Linked DNA regions of Homo sapiens: region 1 is linked to region 2. A link is a loop called in an ENCODE intact Hi-C map of the cell type or tissue named here. Cell type or tissue: heart right ventricle. All regions are shown on one strand. Links, peaks and the distances in the headings refer to the core of each region. The heading gives the core; the rest is flanking DNA.

Evidence for each region. Hi-C counts contacts between places; a loop is a spot of excess contacts. Peaks named below come from ENCODE experiments on the same cell type or tissue, not always from the same donor. Only the 100,000 strongest peaks of a DNase experiment are listed, where the experiment ranks them.
Region 1: it touches region 2 in a loop (2.1-fold over the local background); 13 of 110 quality-filtered maps call a loop at or near these places.

Annotation. Positions count from the first base shown.
Region 1 is chr17:75,162,158-75,167,528 of GRCh38, forward strand. SUMO2 (small ubiquitin like modifier 2) reads right to left here. Exons shown (of 4, transcript NM_006937.4): 4 at 3,429-5,371. Among named protein-coding and RNA genes, the nearest start is that of JPT1, 10 kb to the left of the region's middle. In heart right ventricle, for the core only: no CTCF peak of the experiment used is centred there; no DNase peak of the experiment used is centred there.
Region 2 is chr17:75,058,116-75,063,486 of GRCh38, forward strand. KCTD2 (potassium channel tetramerization domain containing 2) reads left to right here. Exons shown (of 6, transcript NM_015353.3): 4 at 1,395-1,490; 5 at 4,005-4,130; 6 at 4,903-5,371. The coding sequence ends at 4,932. Among named protein-coding and RNA genes, the nearest start is that of KCTD2, 14 kb to the left of the region's middle. In heart right ventricle, for the core only: a CTCF peak has its summit at 2,040 (motif pointing right); a DNase peak (open chromatin) is centred at 1,945; H3K27ac peaks cover 1,939 bases.

The DNA.
Region 1 (5,371 bases), core at 309-5,308, 100 kb after region 2:
AACTTCAAAGGGTATCCCCAGAAAAAATGTGGAAAAATTCTTCCCTTAACATTCTAAATTCTGTAACTTGTGGCAAATTTAGCCACATAATATGCCTTTAAAATATGAACGGTAAAAATACATATATATATATATATATATATATATATATATATATATATATAATGTATATAGTTTTTGAGACGGAGTCTCCCTCTGTCACCCAAGCTGGAGTGCAGCAGCGAAATCTCGGCTCACTGCAAGCTCCACCTCCCTGGTTCACGTCATTCTCCTGCCTCAGCCTCCCAAGTAGCTGGGACTACAGGCGCCCGCCACTACACCCAGCTAATTTTTTTTATTTTTAGTAGAGACGGGGTTTCACCGTGTTAGCCAGGATGGTCTTGATCTCCTGACCTTGTGATCCACCCACCTCGGCCTCCCAAAGTGCTGGGATTACAGGCGTGAGCCACTGCGCCCGGCCAAGAAAACAAATATTAGGTGATAATTCTTGGACTTTAAAGTGTTTCACAAAGCCCTCAGGGTACAAGAAATCCTAAAAGTGAGGCCGGGTGTGGTGGCTCACTCCTGTAATCTCAGCACTTTGGGAGGCGGATCTTGAGGTCAAGAGATCAAGATCATCCTGGCTAACACGGTGAAACCCCATCTCTACTAAAAATGCAAAAAATTAGCTGGGCGTGGTGGCGGACGCCTGTAGTCCCAGCTACTTGGGAGGCTGAGGCAGGAGAATGGTGTGAACCCGGGAGGTGGAGCTTGCAGTGAGCCAAGATCACGCCACTGCATTCCAGCCTGGGCAACAGAGTGGGACTCCATCTCAAAAAAAAAAAAAAAAAAAAAAGAAAAAGAAAAGAAAAGAAATCCTAAAACTGCCTCATATAGTCACAGCACTGCTTACAGAGAAATAACAATCTACAATCCAAACAACAGATTAATTTCAAACTAGTTTATATACTCTGTTCTAATTATGTTTTACCTCAAGGAACTTTTTAAATTAGCTAACCACTATAAAAACCAAAGTCTCATTATAAAACATGCATACAGGCATGCCTCATTTTATTGCACTTTGCAGATACTGTGTTTTTTGGTTTTTTTGAGATGGAGTCTCACTCTGTTGCCCAGGCTGGAGTGCAGTAGCGCAATCTCAGTTCGCTGCAACCTCGGCCTCCTGAGTTCAAGCAATTCTCTGCCTGAGCCTCCCAACTAGCTGGGATTACAGGCATCCGGGATGTCTATGCTGCACTGAACTGTGATTACACCCCTGCACTCCAGGCTCGGTGGACAAAGCAAGATCCTGTCTCCAAAACAAACAAAAAAGTACTTTAAAGTATGGCACAGTGGCTCATTATTCCCAACACCTTGGGAGGCTGAGGCGGGAGTATTGCTCGAGTCCAGGAGTTCGAGGCTGCAGTAAGCTATAACTGCACCACTGCACTCTAGCCTGGGCAACACAGAAAATAAGATCCTGTCACCCCACTCCCAGAAAATAAAAATTAAAGTATGTATTTTTTTTTAAGACATAATGCTACCGAATACCTGACTACAATATAAACTTTTTTTTTTCCAAGACAGGGTCTTACCCCGTCAACATAGCTGGACTGCTGTGGCGCGATCACAGCTCATTGCAGCCTCGGCCTCCCCCCGAGCTCAGGCAATCTTCTCACCTCAGCCTTCAGAGTAGCTGGAACTACAGGCATGCACCACTGCACCTGGCTTTTATTTTTTGTAGAAACAGGGTCTCACTATATTGCCAGGGCTGAACATAACTTTTATATGCACTGAAAAACCAAAAAATTTGTGTGACTCGTTTTATTGAGATGACTTCTTTATTGTAGTGCTGCAGTCTGGGACCAAGCCCGTAGTCCCTGTGAGGTATGCCTCTATTTCCTACCACAACCAGCAGTAACTTTCAAGTCACCATTTAGATAATCAGAACTCTAACTCATCCTGTAGATGGATGCTTTGCTTCTTAGGGTACCAAAGAGACAGTGAGACTCTGTCTCAGAAAAAGAAAAAAAAAAAGATAAAAACAAAAGACAACTTACATGTGGGAGACACCATGCTAGGCATCTCAAACACACATTGCCTGGGCACGGTGGCTCATTCCTGTAATCCCAGCACTTTGAGTGGCTGAGGCGGGTGGGTCACTTGAGGTCAGGAGTTCGAGTCCAGCCTGGCCAACATGGTAAAACCCCATCTCTACCAAAAATATAAAAAATTAGCCAGGTGTGATGGCACACGCCTGTAATCCCATCTACTCGGGAGGCTGAGGCAGGAGAATCACTTGAACCCAGGAGGCGGAAGTTGCAGTGAGCTGAGATCCTGCCACTGCACTCCAGCCTGGGGGACAGAACAAGACTCCATTAAAAAAAAAAAAAAAAAAAAAAAAAGTAGGCCGGGCACAGTGGCTCACGCCTGTAATCCCAGCACTTTGGGAGGCCGAGGCAGGCGGATCACGAGGTCAGGAGATCAAGACCATACTGGCTAACACAGTGAAACCCCGTCTCTACTAAAAAATACAAAAAACTAGCCGGGCATGGTGGCGCGTGCCTGTAGTCCCAGCTACTCGGGAGGCTGATGCAGAAGAATGGCGTGAACCCGGGAGGCATAGCTTGCAGTGAGTCAAGATTGCGCCACTGAACTCCAGCCTGGGCAACAGAGTGAGACTCCATCTCAAAAAAAAAAGTAAAATAAACAGGGCGCGGTGGCTCCCGCCTGTAATCCTAGCACTTTGGGAGGCCAAGGTAGGCGCATCACCTGAGGTCAGGAGTTTGAGACCAGCCTGGCCAACACAGTGAAACCCCGTCTCTACTACAAATACAAAAAAATCAGCCAGGCATAGTGGTGGGCGCCTGTAATTCCAGCTACTTGGGAGGCTCTGTCTCCAAAACCAAACAAACAAAAAAACCCCACAAATTTTAAAAAAACAAGCTGGTGGCACTGTACATATAGGAAAATTAGTCTAGCTGATTCAAGAGTAAAATTCATACATATACAAACATAAAGAAAAATCTACTGCATTCCTGTTGTCACTGGCAATGCTCATTTGCTATAGAAACAGGGAATGTAAAGAGTGTATCAAAACAAAGGTACAGCAGCCGGGCGCGGTGACTCACGCCTGTAATCCCACCACTTTGGGAGGCTGAGGCGGGCAGCTCATGAGGTCAGGAGATCGAGACCATCCTGGCTAACACGGTGAAACCCCGTCTCTACTAAAAATACAAAAAATTAGCCGGGCATGGTGGTGGGTGCCTGTACTCCCAGCTACTCAGGAGGCTGAGGCAGGAGAATGGCGTGAACTCGGGAGGCAGCTTGCAGTGAGCCGAGATCGCGCTACTGCACTCCAGCCTGGGCAACAGAGCAAGACTCCGTCTCAAAAAAACAAAAAACAAAGGTACAGCAGATTAAGAGAAATAACACATAATACTACATGGTGACTTGATGGTAGATTATATTGGTAGGTTGACAATCAGTATGGACAAAAACAATCAACAAGCATTAGGATACTATCTCTAGTCCCAGTTTTATAGTCACCGTCTATTTCACAACTTTTCTGGAACTTGGCTTTCTCATCTATAAAATGGCAGTGAGGCCGGGCGCAGTGGATCATGCCTGTAATCCCAGCACTTTGGAAGGCCAAGGCGGGTGGATGAACTGAGGTCAGGAGTTTGAGACCAGCCTGGCTAACATGGTGAAGCCCTGTCTCTACTAAAAATACAAAAAAATTAGCCGGGCATGGTGGCGGGCACCTTTAGTCCCAGCTACTGGGGAGGCTGAGGCAGGAGAATGGCGTGAACCCGGGAGGTGGAGCTTGCCGTGAGCCAAGATTGCGCCACTGCACTCCAGCCTGGGCGACAGAGCAAGACTCCGTCTGAAAAAAAAACAAAAACAAAAACAAAAACTGTAGTGGTTGGGCATGGGGTCTAACACCTGAAACCCCAACACTTTGGGAGGCCAAGACAAGGGACTGAGGCCAGAAGTTCGAGACCAAACTGGTCAACATGGTGAGACCCCACCTCTAATTTAAAAATAATAAAAATTTGGCCGGGCACAGTGGCTCAAGCCTGTAATCTCAGCACTTTGGGAGGCCAAGGCAGGCAGATCACCTGAGGTCGGGAGGTGGAGACCAGCCTGACCAACATAGAGAAACCCCTTCTCTACTAAAAATACAGAATTAGCCAGGTATGATGGTAGATGCTTGTAATCCCAGCTTTTCCGGAGGCTGAGGGAGGAGAATCAGTTGAACCCGGGAGGCGGAGGTTGCAGTGAGCTGAGATCATGTCATTGGTCTCCAGTTGGGGCAACAAGAGCGAAACTCCATCTCAAAAATAAACATTTTTAAAAAATTAAAAAGGGGCTGGGCATAGTGGCTCACGCCTGTAAACCCAGCACATTGGGAGGCTAAGGCAGATAGATCACTTAAGATCAGGGGTTTGAGCCCGGCCTGGACAATATGGCGAAACACTCTCTATAAAAAATACAAGAATTAGCTGTGGTGGCATGCACCTGCGGTTCTAGCTACTCACGAGGCTGAGCAGGGAGGATCTCTTAAGACCTGGAGGTGGAGGTTGCAGTGAGCCAAGATCACACCATTGCACCACTCCAGACTAGGCAACAGAGGCATAACCTCTTTCAAAAAGACCTAAGACGGGAGGCTGAGGCAGGAGAATGGCGTGAACCCGGGAGGCGGAGCTTGCAGTGAGCCAAGATTGTGCCACTGCACTACAGCCTGGGAGACGGAATGATGCTCCATCTCAAAAAACCACCACCAAAAGAAACCCTAAGAAACAAAAATTAAAATAATAAAGACTGTAGTGACCTGTATATTTAAGGTTCTGAGGATGGATATATATAGATATTTTCTGTCCCTCAATATTCTTGAATAGGCCAGGCGTGGTGGCTCATGCCGTAATCCCTGCACTTTGGGAGGCTGAGGCGGGTGGATCACCTAAGGTCAGGAGTTCGAGACCAGCCTGGCATACGTGATAAAACCCTGTCTCGACTAAAAATAGAAAAAAAATTAGCTGGGCGTGGTGGCATGCACCTATGACCCCCCAGCTACTCAGGAGGCTGAGGTTGCAGTGAGCTGAAATTGCACCACTACACTCCAGCCTGGGCAACAAGAGGAAAACTCCGTCTCAAAAAAAAAATCCTTGAATAAGGAACGAAAACTTTATTTTAGGTTAGGGAGTATTTACTTATGATAAGTGCAGGCTAGAATGGTTCAGTGTTTTATCAGCAACAAAGGCAAAATCAGAACTTTTTCCTTGCCACATGTGCTACCCTATACCCTATGCTCCGTGCCTCACTTAATATACAGAAAATACCTGGAAATCCACGATACTATGGCCCAATTTTTCTGCTAGTATACTTGCAT
Region 2 (5,371 bases), core at 124-5,123:
GAGTTTGAGACCAGCCTGGCCAACATGGTGAGACTTCGTCTCTACTAAAAATACAAAACTTAGCCAAGCGTGGTGGTGGGCGGCTGTAATCCCAGCTATTCAAGAGGCTGCTGAAGCAGGAGAATCGCTTGAACTCGGGAGGCGGAGATTGCAGTGAGCTGAGATGGTGCCATTGCACTCCAGCCTGGGCGACAGAGCGAGACTCTCTCAAAAAAAAAAAAGGAAAAAAAAATAAAAAATTAGCTGGGCGTAGTGGCACATGCCTGTAATCCCAGCTACTCGGGAGGCTGAGGCAGGAGAATCGCTTGAACCAGGGAGGTGGAGGTTGCAGTGAGCCAAGATCACCCCACTGCACTCCAGACTGGGCAACAGAGCGAGACTCCATCTCAAAAATAATAATAAGGCTGGGTGCGGTGGCTCATGCCTGTAATCCCAGCACTTTGGGAGACCAGGGCAGGTGGATCATGAGGTCAGGAGTTCAAGACCAAGCCTGGCCAACATGGTGAATCCCCTTCTCTACTAAAAATACAAAAATTAGCCAGGCTTAGCGGCAGGCGCCTGTAATCCCAGCTATTCGGGAGGCTGAGGCGGGAGAATCGCTTGAACCGGGGAGGCGGAGTTGCAGTGAGCTGAGATCGCGCCACTGTACTCCAGCCTGGGCGACAGAGTGAGACTGTGTCTTAAAAAATAATAATAAATAGGCCGGGCGCGGTGGCTCATGCCTGTAATCCCAGCACTTTGGGAGGCCGAGGCGGGTGGATCACGAGGTCAGGAGATCGAGACCATCCTGGCTAACACAGTGAAACCCCGTCTCTACTAAAAAATACAAAAAATTAGCCGGGCGTGGTGGCGGGTGCCTGTAGTCCCAGCTACTTGGGAGGCTGAGGCAGGAGAATGGCGTGAACCTGGGAGGCAGAGCCTGCAGTGAGCCAAGATTGCACCATTGCACTCCAGCCTGGGCGACAGAGCGAGACTCCGTCTCAAAAATAAATAAATAAAATTATAATAATAATAAATAATAATAATTTTACCTTATTTTTGACTTGGGGAAATGGATTAAATCTAAGTTTGTTGGCATAGTTGCTCAAGCATTCATCCCTCTGAAGTTCAGAATTATTTTACCTTTTTTATTCTTTCACTCTTTGGATATGTTTTTATTGAAAAGCCACAGTATGCTGGCTTGTGGTCACTTAAAAAGAAAAACATTTTTTAAAGAGAAGGGAAAAAAAGAAACGCCACAGTACTATTTGTAAAAGGGGATAGTGGGTGGCTGCCAAGAAAAGATTTCCAAGCAAACTCCTTTTCAGTGTTTATTCATTTGAAGAGCCTCCTTGGGGCAGCTGCAAACTGTGGTGTCCTTGGTGCTGTTCTCAGTCTGCGCCTGGTCATTGCAGGGCCCCGTGAAGCACGTGTACAGAGTCCTGCAGTGTCAGGAAGAAGAGCTCACGCAGATGGTGTCCACGATGTCCGACGGCTGGAAATTCGAACAGGTACATCTCTTAACAGAGCAGCAATCCCAGGCCCCGTTCAAGGGGTCTGCAGCTCTTCAAACAATCAGTGTGGATGGCCAATTAATAACCACGGGAGACGGCTACGGCCAGGTGGGATCCTATTCCAAAACATGGGCAAAGAGCCATTTGGTGGGCACTGCTGGCCTAGTGGTGCGTGAGGAGTTGGGGAAACAGAGGAGCATCATGTCTTAGCTTCACACGCAGACTTTCCAGGGGAGCCAACGAGCAGTTTAGGCTTGAAGTGCCTCAAAGCCTTTGGTTTTTGTTCCCTCACAGGGATCGTAGAATGAGTCCCTAAAGGAGACTGGGATTCGACAACAATCCTTCCATTTCTTTTCCCAGGGTCAGAACTTTTTGGTTCTGAATGTCTTATGTAATCCACCGTGAAGAGCTTGGTGAACAGCTGTGCTAGGAAGGATCAGGCGCCATGGGAAGTGTGGTGCGGCCGTTTCCCCTACTTCTCTCCGCCTCGTGCTTACGACTGAGCTATCAAAACAAAGCTATGACAGTTGGAGCTTCACTGTTCTCCTCCATTAGATGGCAGACTTGTTAAATTCTGTTGCCTTCAAAACATAGGAAGGCCAGAGCGAATAGAGTAAATACAATTTTTTTTTTTTTTGGAAAGTCAAATCCCTTTCTTCATTCCATCCCTTTTAGACATGGCATTTAAAACAGACATTGCTACATCACTAACTTCCCACAAGCTGTGGTGTCCACTGGAAAAATGTAGTCCTTGATATTTCTATTTCACATTCAAGTGATCCTCTGCCACTTATTAACTGGTTCACTTCAATTTCAAAAAGCCAAAAAAGTCCTCTAACATAAGCCTTCCAAGGTGATACTTTCAGAAACCAGGGTTGGAACTAACCAGACAACAGCGCGACAGCCAAGACCAGCTGCTCTTGATGCCCTTTTCACTTCTGTGTTGTCCTGGTTGAAGTTGGCAAAGAGCAGCTGGCCGGCGCCGGCCTCCCCGCTCTGGCTCGCCAGGTTCATGGCTGGGCGCGTGGCGAGTGGGCCCGGCCAGGGAGGGCGCGCGTGCGAGGGCGGGTCAGGCTGCACTCAGGGTCTCGGTCGCCGCCACTCGCCACCCTGGGATCAACCGCCTGAGTAAATATGATTTTATACGGATTATGCCTACTTATGTGTAGAGTTTTAACAGGTCAACAGCTGTCTCACCAGATGCTTACCTTCTAAAAGAAAACTCACACTTTGCATTAATGCTGTTATCTCACAGATCAAGTGCAAAGCTGTCTCTGCCTTCAGAGCCAGCGGTGATTATTTCTCACACTTAGCTTCCACCACGGAATCCACTCTGCCTGTGTCTGTCATCCTGGTTCTTACTGGGCATGGGTTGTAAAACGTCGCCAAGAGTTTAATGCCCTCCACTCCAGAAGTATTTTTCCTAATATGAGCTCTTAAGCAAAGGATTTTTTTAATGTATTCTTTGTGAAACTAAAATGAATAATTTCTTGTTAATTTCTCATCTTATTACTGTCCCGTGGGAAGACGGAGGGTGTTCCTATTGCCTCCCTTCTGGATGAGGAAGTTTGTTTCAGACAGGCGGAGGCGCCCCCAGCCCCATCCTACCACAGTCAGCCATGCCGCCCATGTGAGGCCTCGCCTGCTCACTGGGATGCCCTCACCCTCTGCCTGAGCTGCTCCCCTGCGTGTGTATTTCCTCTTTAGAATTAAATTCTGAATTCTATTATCCAAAAAGGTTAAAAGTACCAGCATGCTGGGCACGGTGGTTCACACCTGTAATCTCGGCACTTTGGGAGGCCACGGTGGGAGGATTGCTTGAGTCCTGGAGTTCGGAGACCAGCCTGGGCAACATAGCGAGACCCCCCTTCTCTATCAAAAATAAAAGAATTAGCCAGGCATGGTGGCTGTAGTCCCTGTAGTCCCAGCTACTCAGGAGGCTGACGTGGGAGGATCACTTGAGACCAGGAGGTGGAGGCTACAGTGAGCTGTGATTGCACCACTGCACTCCAGCTTGGGTGACAGAGCTAGACCCTGTCTGGAAATAAAAAGTACCAGCAGCATATGACTTCCAGTAGCTGATCAGTGATTGGCTCGGTGCTTTCCAGAGCCTCCTGTCCCCAGTCTAGGGCTTCTGCTGATAGAGGAGCCAGCTGTGTGTGTGACTGAGGCAAATGTCCATTTTGTTGGCAGATGCGTTCTGTCTTCCCTTGCTGTGCTCGACGGGGCGTGGGCATGTTAATCCTGCCGCTGACGGGGGGGGACTTCAGAGCTTGGGTGAGGGGACAGTGGAGCTCATACTCTTCCTCCTGGGGAGGCCTCACCAATGATGCCCTGATGAAGAACAGGCCCATTTCTCCCCGGGGGCTTTGGTAGTCACAGAGAACTCATATAAAGAGTTAAACCTTTGATAACTTAAAAGTTCAGTCGGAAGAGGGGTGATTTGTGTAGCACTTTCGAAAGTATGTTAAGATTGCCACATGAATGTTCACTGTATTCTTGGTTCATCAGCTCATCAGCATCGGATCTTCCTATAACTACGGCAATGAGGATCAGGCAGAATTCCTCTGTGTTGTCTCCAGAGAACTAAATAATTCTACCAATGGCATCGTCATAGAGCCGAGCGAAAAGGCGAAGGTAAGGAGCCCCTTCCCTGGGCAGTTGCCTCTGGCTTGCTTGTTCGCACCCCCTCCGTGGGCTTTTCCTGAACTCTTGCTCCTCACTTCTTCCCTGGCCTTCTAGAGCCAGCGTTGCATTTTCCCCTCGTTTTGTTATTTTTGACTGTTGTAATTTAATTGGGATTTACGGAGCACTGACAGGTGTTTTTAGTTAGAAAATATGAACCTAAAAAGGGTAGACTTTCTCCATCCTCTGCCAAATCAATGAAAAAGAAAAGCTGGTTGCCACTAATTACTACAGGGTAGGATTTCTGAACTCAGACTTGGAAGGTATTTTGATTTATTCTTTAAAACTGTGCTTTTTTCACTGCCTCAGGAGAAAAGGGTGTTTTCTTACCTTGGTGACCTTTACCTCCCTTAAGTTCCTGGAAAACTGTTTCTTTTCCCTCCACTGTGCACCCCCCTCACCCCCAACACACACACACACACACACACACACACACACACACACACACACAGCTTCTAAATCGTGGATACCAGGTAAGCTGGAACCACTTCCTTTCAGTTGGCAAAGCTTTGGTCCAACAGCATATAAGCTTTAGACCCAGCTGTGCCCAGCAAGAGAGTGTTTCGCACCAGAAGCACTGCGGGTGAGGCTGCGGCTGCACCCCTGCTTGCTTCCTGGGATGACAGGACCATCATGCCACTCATCGGGTCCAGTGGAAAGCATCCCCCGACATCTCTGTCTTTCCCTCAGCAGCCTCAGCCTCTCCCCCATCTCCAACTTTCAGATTCTTCAGGAGAGAGGATCGCGGATGTAAACTAAGACCCCGAAAACTCCAGACCTTCAGGAGAGCAGTCAGCAGAGCCCCTCTGTGAAGTGAAACCTCACTCCTGTCCAGTGACCGAGCCACTGCAAAGCACAGCTGATCCTGGCCCCCTGTGAAGAAGTGTTCTGGTCAAAACTAAAGGAACTCCCTCCCCACCTGCAGGACTCCGAAGACAGTGCGACTTCTGGCTGCAGAATACCTTTTCAGAAACCTGCTTTCATTTGCTTAGCCAGTATTAGAACAGATCTTTACAACAGCAGCTGGGCTGGGTTCCCAGTCGGAGCCTTTCGGGGATCTGGGGGATGAGGGCGGAAGGCCTAGCTCCTTGGAAATGGCCTGTACTTTAAGGACGCTGGAGCCAAGAGGATTGTTCCCGTGCCGTGCCATGGTTTCACCCTATGTGTGCCACAATGGACGTTAGCAGCTGCTT